Linked DNA regions of Homo sapiens: region 2 is linked to region 1. A link is a contact called in ENCODE Hi-C or POLR2A ChIA-PET data. All regions are on one chromosome and are shown on one strand. Each heading gives the region's core, a stretch centred on a gene start or an enhancer-like site at or near the end of the contact. The rest is flanking DNA. Distances are from core to core; before and after follow the strand shown. Region 1 holds the start of TSEN34 (tRNA splicing endonuclease subunit 34). Region 2 holds the start of ZNF805 (zinc finger protein 805).

Region 1 (6,688 bases), core at 9-2,508:
AGCGACTTGCCCTCAAAGGGGCGGAACCCCGAGGGCCGGCGTGCGCCTACGGGACCGGGCCAGGATGACGATCCTCAAGTTCCCAAGTAGAGGAGAGGAAGCGGCAGAGGGAGGTGCGCTCAGTGGGGCGGAGCCAAGGTGGCCCCCGCGGGAGGAGGGCGGGGCTTCGGTCCTGCGAGGGGCGGGACCTGACTTCCCGCGGCGCTGATGGGGCGGGATGACGAAGTTGACGAGGGTGTCGGCATGAGGGGGTGGAGCAAGGAGCGCGTGGCGCGGTGCGCAGTGGGTGGCTCCACCTCGACTGCGAATTACTGTTTATGAGGTGACTCGCTGGTTCTATCGGTGGACAGTGGGACATTCTGAAGGGAGGCAAGGAGGCGGACTGAGCGCTCCCAATTGGGGTGAGCCCGCCCGAGCGGAGAGTGGACGGCGGGTGTCCAGGGGGCGGGGCTTTCGGCTGTGGGGTTCGGTCGTAGGGCGGGAACTCCCCAACTGGGGTGCGCTGGCGCTCGGAGGGGGCGGGGCCACAGGCCGCGAGGCTGCCGGGAGCCGATGACGCCCGAACGCCGAACCTATTGCGTCCGGGAGGAGGCGGGGCTACGGATTCGGCCGAGCCGAGAACACCCGAACGTCAAATTGCTGGCGTTCGAGAAGGGGGCGGGGCTGCGGATTCGGTGGAGCCGAGGACGCCCGAACGCCGAACTTCCTGTGCTCGGGAGGGGGCAGGGTTTTGTACTGTGGGAGTCTGAGAGCGAGGAGGTCCGAAAGCCGAATCACAGTCGTTCGGAAAGAGGAGGAGCGAAGGCTCGAGCGTCCGGAAGAGGGTGTGGCCTCGGCGGTGCCTTAGCCTCCAGAGCTTCTGACCGCTGACGGGAACACCCGAAGGGGGACGCCCACTTTGCAAGAGGGTGGTGCCAAAATGGACCTTTGTAAGGGGGCGTGTCGCCGCGCTTGCGGAGGTTTGTTTTTCACGCTCCAAGGCGCAATGGTAGGTACGGCAGTGCGGGCACAGAGCGGGTGCCGACCGCAGGGTCACAAGGGTAGAGCGGGACCCTGGGGGCTTGGCGAGGGGAGAGGGTCGGGGGCTTGTCTCCGGCGTCTCGTCTCCGGCGGCCGCGAGGCCTGGTGGGATCGCCCGGGGGCGGGGCCTGGCGCTCGGGCCCAGCAGGTGGTGAACGGCGGCTGAGCGAGGCCCCGCCCCCTGAGGCCTAGGGGCGGGGCTTCGCCGAGACCCCGGAGGCTTTGGGTGCGCTGCAGCGGTCCGCGGCGCGCAGCTGTTTCGGTAACTGCTTTGCCTCCCGGCTCCCGCAGGAGGATGCTGGTGGTGGAGGTGGCGAACGGCCGCTCCCTGGTGTGGGGAGCCGAGGCGGTGCAGGCCCTCCGGGAGCGCCTGGGTGTGGGGGGCCGCACGGTAGGCGCCCTGCCCCGCGGGCCCCGCCAGAACTCGCGCCTGGGCCTCCCGCTGCTGCTGATGCCCGAAGAGGCGCGGCTCTTGGCCGAGATCGGCGCCGTGACTCTGGTCAGCGCCCCGCGTCCAGACTCTCGGCACCACAGCCTGGTAAGGGGGCGGGGCTCGAACTCGGGTTCGGTGGGAGCGGGACCTGGGAGTCAAGTTTCCTGGCTTCTGAAGGGACCATAAGCTTGGAGGTTCCAGCGAAGTGTGCTTCTCAGGCCCTGACATCCTTCAAGCGCCAGCAAGAGGAGAGCTTCCAGGAGCAGAGCGCCTTGGCAGCTGAGGCCCGGGAGACCCGTCGTCAGGAGCTCCTGGAGAAGATTACGGAGGGCCAGGCTGCTAAGAAGCAGAAACTAGAACAGGCTTCAGGGGCCAGCTCAAGCCAGGAGGCCGGCTCGAGCCAGGCTGCCAAAGAGGATGAGACCAGTGATGGCCAGGCTTCGGGAGAGCAGGAGGAAGCTGGTGAGCATGGGAGGTGGAGTCCAGGGACCACGGGAAGGAGAGGAGAGATCTTTTAGGAATTTTAGCTGGGAATCCAGTGCCTGGGTCTCCCTGAGGGTGAGAAGACTTTACCCCTTGAATTTACCAAACTCTTCTCTGTACTCCCCACCAGGCCCCTCGTCTTCCCAAGCAGGACCCTCAAATGGGGTAGCCCCCTTGCCCAGATCTGCTCTCCTTGTCCAGCTGGCCACTGCCAGGCCTCGACCGGTCAAGGCCAGGCCCCTGGACTGGCGTGTCCAGTCTAAAGACTGGCCCCACGCCGGCCGCCCTGCCCACGAGCTGCGCTACAGTATCTACAGAGACCTGTGGGAGCGAGGCTTCTTCCTCAGTGCGGCTGGCAAGTTCGGAGGTGACTTCCTGGTCTATCCTGGTGAGTATGGGTTGGGGCCTCTGGTTGCTGTGCCTTTCCATACGATCCCAATGTATTCTGCGTTTTTCTTTTTTTTTTTTTTTGTCTTAATAGAGGTGGGGTCTCTTGTTGCTTAGGCTGGTCCCTATTCCTGGGCTCAAGCAATCCTTCCACCTCGGCCCCCCAAAGTGCTGGAATTATAGGCCCAGCTGCATTTTTCTTTTTTGTCTCACTTTCTCTTAGCCTCTGAAATTCATAGACAGACAGGAAACATTTGGGAGCTCCCGAACTCATTGGGCAAGCAGTTTAACGACTTTTATTAAATGATTACTGTGATCCAGAAGATTCACTTAGAAGTAGTTAGACATCAGGCTGGGCGCAATGGCTCACGCCTGTAATCCCAACACTTTGGGAGGCCAAGACAGGTGGATCACCTGAGGTCAGGAGTTTGATACCAGTCTGGCCAACATGGTGAAACCCCATCTCTACTAAAAATACTAAAACTAACTGGGCGTGGTGGTGGGTGCCTGTATTTCCAGCTACTCGGGAGGCTGAAGCAGGAGAATCATGTGAACCCAGGGGGCAGAGGTTGTAGTGAGCCAAGATCGTGCCATTGCACTCCAGCCTGGGGGACAAGAGCGAGACTTTGTCTCAAAAAAAAAAAAAAAGCCTAGAAGTGGAATAGTTGTGTCCAAGAGCATCTGTTTTAGAGTATCTATAGTGATGGCTGAAATGATCTCAGATCTCCTCCCAGTGGTCGTTCCCGTGGCGTCCAGCCGTCTGCCATTGGTCACTGCTTCAGTGCCTCTCTCCTTCCCCCAGGTGACCCCCTCCGCTTCCACGCCCATTATATCGCTCAGTGCTGGGCCCCTGAGGACACCATCCCACTCCAAGACCTGGTTGCTGCTGGGCGCCTTGGAACCAGCGTCAGAAAGACCCTGCTCCTCTGTTCTCCGCAGCCTGATGGTAAGGTGGTCTACACCTCCCTGCAATGGGCCAGCCTGCAGTGAACTCCAGAGACCTAGGGGATGTGGCTGTGTCGGCAGCAAGAGCCTTTCTGGATGTTCCCCAGCTCTTCTCTGGGAGTCTAGAACATCCTCCTACCTTTCTCCGCGGTTAGTTTTTGATTCCAGGTTTTCGAACACTACATCTTTTTTATGTTCTTCCTTGTTTCAAAGCACTTATTGGCTGTGTTTTTGTAGTTACCTATTTTCACACTGTGAGCTTCCCGAGAATGGGGCCTGGGTTTGATTCATCTGTTTTCTACAGGGTTTAAGTCTCAGGAGGTCTCAATAAACTTGGTATATAAATGTTCATGATTTGAATGTTTGCGACAGTCCTGGAACCCGTGGATGGTCTCATCTGCATGTACAGGTGAGAAAAAGGCCTGGAGGAGGGGGACTGACTTGCCCAAAGTCACACACTTAGTAAATAGCAGGCCTGGCCTTTCAAAATTGGTTTTTCTGACTCCTAAATCTGCACTCTTTCTACCTCACTAAACTTCCTTTTGAAAAGATTTCTATGAAATTTCCCAGATGCATACAAACGTTATAAATAAAAATATAGGCTGGGCACGATGACCCACACCTGTAATCCCACAGAACTTTTGGAGGCCAAGGCAGGGGGATCGCTTGAGCCCAGGAGTTTGAGACCAGCTCTGGCAACATTGTAATACCCAGTCTCTACAAAAAATAATTTAAAAAAAAATTAGCCAGGGATCCCTTGAGCCTGGGAAGTTGAGGCTGCTGTGAGCTGTGATTGCACCACTGCCCTCCAGCCTGGGAGACAGAGCAAGAACCTGTCTCAAAAAATATATATATGTGTGTGTGTATATATGTAAATATACACACATGTATGTATATATATGTGTGTGTATATATATATATATTATGAAAGGAAATGAGTATTGTAATTTTAGGAGTTCAGAGCCTGGGGAGAAAGGAAGGACTCTGGAAGGCGTTCTGCTTTTTCATGGCCTGGGTAGTGGTGAATTTTTTTGATACTGTATATTTATATTTTAGACTCTTTTTTGGATGTGTTATATTCTGCAATTTTTATAAAAGCTAAAACACATGTATTTGTAAAAAATTTGCACTTATGAAATCATTTACCCATGTTTTTGCTTAAGAAAGTACTAGAACACTACCACTATTCCAATAATTACACCTTTATCTTATCAATGTGCAGTTTTATTTTGTCACGTTTATTTTGTCAGTGTAATACATTCACATGGTGAGTCTGGGCGTGGTGGCTTATGCTTGTAATCCCAGCACTTTGGGAGACCAAGGCGGGCGGATCATGAGGTCAGGAGTTCCAGAGCATCCTGGCCAACATGGCCCGCCTCTATGAAAAATACAAAAATTAGCCGGGCGTGGTGGCGGGCGCCTGTAATCCTAGCTACTCCGGAGGCTGAGGCAGGAGAATCACTTGAATCTGGGAGGTGGAGGTTGCAGTGAGCCAAGGTCACGCCACTGCACTCCAGTCTGGGCGACAGAGCTAGACACTGTCTCAAAAAAACAAAAACAAACAAAAACTTCCACATGGTAAAATTCTGGGGCTGAAAGTCTCCACCTCTAGTTCTTCCATTTCTTCCCCCCATGTTTCATTCTTTCTCTTTTTTGTGTGAATTGAGCAGCCTCTGGAACCAGAATAGGTTTAGAGAGACTCCCATCTCCCCTCTTTCTTGCCATTCCCAGTAAACAGACTTCATAGAATCTCAATTTCCTGTAAGTTTAGATTAATTTAAAATATGACACTGGGCCAGGTGTGGTGGCTCACACCTGTAATCCCAGCACTTTGGGAGGCTGAGGTGGGCAGATGAGTTTGAGATCAGCCTGGCCAATATGGTGAAACCCCATCTCTACTAAAAATACAAAAAAAAAAATTAGCCGGGCGTGGTGGCATGCGCCTGTACTCCTAGCTACTCAGGAGCCTAAGGCAGGAGAATCACTTGAATCCGGGAGGCAGAGGTTGCAGTGAGCCAAGATCGCACTACTACACTCCAGCCTGGGCAACAAGAGCTAAACTCCATCTCAAAAAAATGAAAAGAAAAAAAATGACGCTAACCCCTGTCTGGCCAATACTCTCTTTGTGCCTGCTTCATAATTGGCTTTGTAAGTCTATTCTCCACCCTTTCTCCTCTCTACAACAAAGTACTTAGAAGTCTCATTCCCTCTGTCATGAGTCTCTCCTCTGAAAAGTTCCTCATTTAAAACTCCTGTGGCCAGATGTGGTGGCTCAGACCTGTAATCCTAGCACTTTGGGAGGCCAAGGTGGGAAGATCAGTTGAGCCGCTGAGCTCAGGAGTTTGAGACCAGCCTTGGCTGAACATAGTGAGACCTCATCTCATCTCTATTTAAAACAAACAAACAAAAAAAAACTTTTGTGACTGGTGTCCCCCCATGTTGTCAGTCAACAAATTCTATAGGTGCCATGTTCAAAGCACTGTGGATCCACAGTTAGGCCCCACCCTCCACCTTCACTGCCAGTATCTTAGAAAAACCAAACCATGGCTCATTTGATATTGATAGCTTCCTAACTCATCCCCTGCCTTCCATTCTTGCCCCTCTGTTGTCTGTTTTCAACAGAGCAGCCAGAATCATCGTTTTTTTTTTGTTTTTTTGTTTTTTTTTTTTTTTGAGGCGGAGTCTCGCTGTCGCCCAGGCTGGAGTGCAGTGGCGCGATCTCTGCTCACTGCAAGCTCCGCCTCCCAGGTTCACGCCATTCTCCTGCCTCAGCCTCCCTAGTAGCCGGGACTACAGGCGCCCGCCACCTCACCTGGCTAATTTTTTGTATTTTTAGTAGAGACGGGGTTTCACCATGTTAGCCAGGATGGTCTCGATCTCCTGACCTTGTGATCCACCCGCCTCGGCCTCCCAAAGTGCTGGGGTTACAGGCGTGAGCCACCGCGCCCGGCCAGAATCATCATATTAAAAGATAAGTCAGACCATGTCACAGCTCTGTCTAAAACTTTCCTGGAGTTTTCCATCTCAGAGTAAAACTCAAAGGTCCTACTTTGCAGCTTCCTCATGAACTGGCCATGTGCATTCTCTTCCTTGCTTATTATTATTATTATTATTTATTTTTTTTATTTTTGAGACAGAGTCTTGCTCTGTTGCCCAGGCTGGAGTGCAGTGGCACAATCTCGGCCCACTGCAGCCTCTGCCTCCTGGGTTCAAGTGGGTTCAAGCGATTCTCCCACCTCAGCCTCCCAAGTACCTGGGATTACAGGCGCCTGCCACCACGTCAGGCTAATTTTTTGTATTTTAGTAGAGACAGGGTTTCACCATAATTGCCCAGGCTCGAACTCCTGAGCTCAGGCAATCCGCCCACCTCAGCCTCCCAAAGTGCTAGGATTATAGACATGAGCCACCGTGCCCGGCCAG
Region 2 (5,844 bases), core at 1,391-3,890, 3.0 Mb after region 1:
CCCAGCTAATTTTTGTATTTTTAGTAGAGACGGGGTTTCACCATGTTGGCCAGGCTGGTCTCAAACACCTGGCCTCAGCTGATCCACCCGCCTTTACCTCCCAAAGTGTTGGGATTACAGCCGTGAGCCACTGCACTCGGCCTGTATAATTCTTAAAAGATTGTTATGACCCTAACATGACTTTGTTGCTTTCTTGTTTGCAACCAGTTAGTTCAGGGTTGTCAAAAGGCCAAAATTACAACAAATTTAGTTTTAGATCTAATTGACTTTTGTTTGTGATTCATGAATTGAGGCAATCTCTGTTCTACACAATAGAAATTAGAGTTCCCACTGGGCAATGGCAGAACAGTGGGTTTTGTAAGGTGGGAACAATAAAATAGAACAATAGAAAAAAAAGCTGATTGGTTAACAGATTACTTTTTCTAAGGGTTAAAGCAGAGGGGACTTCCTAATTTCACTAATTCAGGTAGACTGAAATCTGCTTTTAGGAAAAACTGGGATCTGTCTGCTTCCTTAAAACTTCAGTTTGATTAGATGACATTTAGTATGAGAGACGCCATTTTGATTTGGTCAGTGAGGCCTGCTGTAGGAGCTCCAAAACAATGGCCTCCTGTAATTTTTGTTTAACAATGTTCACCTCTTTCCATTCCTTTCTCCATCTATGCTCATTTTTTTTCATGGTCTTGTCCAGTATCATAACTTGAAATAACAGTGTTTGCCAAAAACTTCCAGATTTTTATGTCCAGGCACAACTTCTCTCCCAATATTCAGTCAGAGATTGAACTGCTGTGACACAGACACTCTGTGGTCATACAGACATTTCAAACTGATCATGCTTAAAGTTGGAGTCATGAGCTCACCCAGTCCAAGACTCCCCACGTTAAGGAATGTCAAATCTACTCTACCAGGGCTCTCAGCCAATACCTAAAGCAAAAGTTGCTGGACCATGTGAAGACCAAGCTTGGCCAAAGAAGGCCCAAGAGAGACAATGCATTTGCAACATGTCCCAGCTGGACAGGGTCTTGCTCTATTGCCCAGACTGGAGTGCAGTGGTGCAATTACAGGTCATTGCAGCCTCGACCTCCTGGGCTCAAGAGATCCTCCCATCTCAGCCTCCTGAGTAACTGGAATTACAGGGGTGTGCCACAATGCTCAGCTAATTAAAAATTTTTTTTGAGTAGGCTGGATGCTGTGGCTCATGCCTGTAATCCCAGCACTTTGGGAGGCCAAGGTGAGTGGATCACTTGAGCACAGGAGTTCAAGACCAGCCTGGGCAGCATGGTGAAACTGACTACAAAAACTACAAAACAAAACAAAAAAACCCTCAATTTGCTGGGCGTGGTGGTGCGTGCCTGCAGTCCCAGCTACTTGGGTGGCTGAGGTGGGAGGATCACTTGAACCCTGGAGTTTGAGGCTGCAGTGAGCTGTGATCGCGCCACTGCACTATGGCCTGAGCAACAGAGCGAGACCCTGTCTCAAAAAATATATATATAAATATATATATAAATATATATGTGCATATATATACGTATATATACATATGTATATATACGTATATATGTATATATGTATATATAAATATATGTATATATAAGTAGAGAGAGAGAGAGAGAGAGAGACGGAGTCTCACTCTGTCGCCCAGGCTGGAGTGCAGTGGCGCGATCTCGGCTCACTGCAAGTTCCGCCTCCCGGGTTCACATCATTCTCCTGCCTCAGCCTCCCGAGTAGCTGGGACTACAGGCGCCAGCCACCACGCCCGGCTAATTTTTTGCATTTTTAGTAAAGACGGGGTTTCATCGTGTTAGCCAGGATGGTCTCGATCTCCTGATCTCGTGATCTACCCGCCTCGGCCTCCCAAAGTGCTGGGATTACAGGCGTGAGCCACCGCGCTCTATTTTTTTTCTTTTCTTTTTCTTTTTTTTTTTTTTTTGGTACCAATGAGGTCTCGCTCTGTCGCCCAGACTGTTCTCAAACTCCTGTCCTCAAGCGATCCTCCTGCCACAGACTTCTGGGACCACAGGTGTGCGCCAGCACACTCAGCTTATTTTAAAAAAATTTTTTTTTTTTTTGGTAGTCTCCCTATGTTGCTCAAGCTGGTCTTGAGCTCCTGGGCTCAAGCGATCCGCCCCCCTTGGCCTCCCAATGCGCTGGGATCCCAGGCCTGAGGCATCGCGCCGCCCGACGTCCCCCTTTGGTTACTCTGACTGCCCGCTGATCTGTATAAGAGGATCCGGAGGGGAAATAATGCAAGGTGGAAGTCAGAGTCCGGAGCCTGGTCCAGGGTCTCTGCACTGGCCCTGACCCTGGCAAATGTCCCTGACTCCTGGGGCTCGATTTCCTCCGGCCAAGAATGGACGGTCTCGCGCTTGGTCCCTGGCCTCCGAGTTGTGCCCCCAGGACAGAGGCAGGTCTGAGCCGGGCTGTAGGCCCGCTGCGACTTTTACACCGAGGCCTGCCGGCTCAGGATCTGTCCCCTTTGCAGGTGGTTTGTAGAGAAAAACTACATTAACTACAAGGCATTGCCAGGTGCGACGGCGGGCCCTGGGGCCAATGATGGTCCAGGACAGGGGCGTTTCCTGTGGGTTGCGAAGCTTGGGGCGGGACTTCCGGCATTTGGATGGGACGTAATTTGGGAGCGACGGTTCCGTCCACGCCGGCTCTAGGGAGGGGGCGGTGTTCCGTGGCCGCCTCCCTGGCGGCGCTGGGGAAATGAGCAGGTAGGAGGCCGACAGCGACCTCCGCGTCTCGGAGCGAACCGTGAGCCTCCCCGTAACGAGAGAGTTTGACTGTCAGCCAAGGTCACCGGGCCCGGCGCAGGGAAGGGGTGGGGCTCGGCTGAGCCCGCGAGACCCGCCCTGCTCGCCGCAGCCCCCGCCCCGCTAGGGCCACAGGGTCCCGGTATGGCGATGGCTTTGACGGACCCGGCGCAGGTGAGTGGACAAGGTTTCGGCCTTGCTGCTTTTCTGCTAGTTCGGGGAAGCCTCCTGGGCAGGCCGGAAGCCAAGACAGCCACAGGATTCCTCTTTGTAGTTTTGTTTGTTTACGAAACGTGGAGCAGGCTCGTCACTTAGTTTATCTCCTGTCGTGGTAGTACCTGAGAGACTGAATATTGAAGCGGACAGTAGGCAGACTATACATCGATTATAGGGCTGTGACGTACAATTTTTTTGTAGCAACCTGCCCAGGAAACCAGCCTCCTGTTCTGCAATAAACTACTCTGGAAGCCAGTCTGCCTTAAGTTAGTCTTGCAAGGAGCTAGATTACTCTCTGGTGACATTTCAGGAGGCTAAACGGTAACTCCTGGAACAGTAGGCCCCAAATAGGACTTGATTTGTAACTGACTGTTCTAATTTTTGCCTCCGCCTCCAAAAGAGGACCAAGCAGAGAAAGCCATACGTGCTCAGCCTAACCAATCACATACGATGCCCCACTTCTAGTTAGCCCTTCTGCAGCTTTCCACTGCTAAAGTGTCAGGCCTCTGAAAGCTGCTTAATAATTGCTTGAAGGATGGATGAAGTTCCACTCCAGGGACTCCCGTCACACACATCATCCGAACTCAGCCTTGGCCTGCAAGTCCCTACCCGGTCCACTATGGCTGACCACCTCTGTCCTTGTTTCCTTCCTTTCCTCCCTGGCTCAGCGCTTCAGACACAGGTCCACTATGGCTGACCACCTCTGTCCTTGTTTCCTTCCTTTCCTCCCTGGCTCAGCCCTTCAGACATATCAATCTGATCACGCAGAGTTCTTTCCTACCCCTCAGCCTTCACCTTTACAGTTCATTCAGCCTCAGACACTATCCTCAGATCTCTGCAAGACCCTTTCACATCTTGTTGGCTCTGCTCAAATGTCACTTCTTTAAAGCGGCCTTTCATGGCAGTTCAGACTAAAGTAGTCCCCTTCTCACCTGCCCTTGGTCTAGCGTTTTTGTATAGAGAATCTGGCAAAGTTTTAGACACCTACTGAGTTGAGGTCTTAAAGGATTTTGTGGGGACAAAGAGCATAAATAATAACACAAGAACTGTAACGGTTGGCCTTCATTGAGTCCTTGATGTGAACTGAGAAATGGGCATTATTTATCATCTCATTTAATCCTGATCTCCTTAAAGTGACATTCTATTATAAACACTGCTGTACACAAGAGGAGGTCAAGACTCCGACCTGTTTAGTTACCTGCTGAAAGTCACATAGCACTTAAGTAACAAACTCATATTTAGCGTGTGGACCACCAGAGCCTTTGTTTTTACAGACAGTTGGCTGAGAAGCCCTGAGGTGAACTTTGCAGTCTTTCCAGCAAGTCACAGTGGCCATTGGAAGCGAAAGGCAGACATTCCACTAGAGAGGACTGTGTAGACAAAGGCAAAGTGTGTTGGTTGTTTAAGGAGGTCCAAGAGGACTTATGAGGTTACCATGGTTCCCCCCATCCCCACCTGCTGAGACATGGCCTGGAAGGGCAAAATCCTGTGGTCTTTTGTTGGATGTTCGTCCTGCCTTCAGCCTATAGGGCATTTTGGCCAGTCATAAGCCTGGGTTCTCATGACCACAGCCTGCATTATCTTCAGCCACTTGAGTTTTCTGGTCCTGAAGCACACTGGCCTTAGGGATACCTGCTGGCAGGACTCAGGGAAGGAAAAGGCTAATGGTTCATTATGCAATCTCCCTGGGGTCCAGGGGAGAGGATGAGCTGGTCCAGGCACTGCCCCTCGTCAGGCATTTGGTACTTGTGAATTTGGTGATGAGGGTTTTGCCCACATCTTGGGGATATTTTCAGGAGCTGCTAAAATAGATTAAATAGCAAAAATATGTAGAAATGCTTCACAACTGTATTATAGTAGATTCACGTGGGTGGTGGAGGATTATTGGGGTCACAGTATTAAACCCTGAAGCAGAGGGACCTGGGTTAAAATCCTGTCTCTTATATATAAATCATGCTTATAACATGTAAAACTCTGGCTGAACTTGGTGCTCACACCTGTAGCCCCAGTGCTGTGGGAGGCTGAGGTGAGAGGATCACTTGAGGCTAGGAGTTCGAGACCAGCCTGGGCAACATAGCAAGATCCCAGCTCTACCAAAAAGAAATAGTTGGGCGCAGTGGTGCGTTCCTGTAGTCCCAGCTACTTGGGCGGCTAAGGCAGAAGGATTGCTTGAGCCCAGGAGTTCAAGGTTACAGTGAACTCTGAGCATGCCATTACACTCCAGTCTGGGTAATAGAGTGAGACCCTGTCTCTGAAACAAACAAACAGAAAACACAAAAGACTAGGAGAATCTGTGGAGCTCCCTTAGCCTCAGGTCAGTGACTGTGACATGGAGGTGATTGGCGGTGGTGTTTAGTAATACTTCAGGGGCTGTGGGAGGATTAATAAAATCCCAAAGTCCAGTAAGCTCTGAATAACTCATGTCTGTTATTGGGAAAATGGGAATTCTGTATTCATCTGAAAATTGAGGCAGAGATAAATGAGGTCCCTGAGGTCACAAAACTGGCAAGTGTCAGTTTCAGGAGTTTGGATTCAAACTTGAGAAGTCTGACTTCAGAGTTTGGGACTTGTAGTTGCTTTAAAACAGAACATGAAGCTTCAGCATGAGCTGGACCAGTGAGGCTCAGGCACTGTGGTTGTCAACATTATTGCTATTATTATTGTCACTATTTCCTCATTTCTTTGAGGTCCTCGAACTCTAATTGTCTACATCTCGCCATCCACGAGTTATTGCCATTGTCTTCTGTTATTCTTTGATGGCTCCTATATAGGAGGCTTTTCTCTTTTACATTACAGTAATCTGTCCAAAGCAATGTCTGCCTTCCTCCTTCAGCCTGGTACAAAGTTAGGCCCTCAGGAGGCCCTCAGTGAC

Evidence for each region. Hi-C counts contacts between places; a loop is a spot of excess contacts on that map. ChIA-PET counts read pairs that join two places held with the same protein, here RNA polymerase II (POLR2A). Pooled maps may share reads with other maps.
Region 2: a loop to region 1 is called in a pooled map, with 8 times the contacts of the local background. The contact joins the promoter of ZNF805 here to the promoter of TSEN34 in region 1. A Hi-C loop is called at or near these places in 3 of 50 pooled maps. POLR2A ChIA-PET finds 5 or more read pairs at or near these places in 2 of 52 experiments (HepG2 and activated T-cell).

What each region holds. Positions count from the first base shown.
Region 1 is chr19:54,190,050-54,196,737 of GRCh38, forward strand. It overlaps TSEN34 (tRNA splicing endonuclease subunit 34), which reads left to right and starts at 1,259. Exons shown (of 4, transcript NM_001077446.4): 1 at 1,259-1,558; 2 at 1,672-1,915; 3 at 2,067-2,324; 4 at 3,126-4,483. The coding sequence starts at 1,316. The coding sequence ends at 3,313. RefSeq lists enhancers at 1-226, 2,195-2,711 and a silencer at 1,149-1,350.
Region 2 is chr19:57,237,992-57,243,835 of GRCh38, forward strand. It overlaps ZNF805 (zinc finger protein 805), which reads left to right and starts at 2,641. Exons shown (of 4, transcript NM_001023563.4): 1 at 2,641-2,930. The coding sequence starts at 2,901. RefSeq lists enhancers at 2,239-2,458, 2,479-2,748 and a silencer at 2,869-2,938.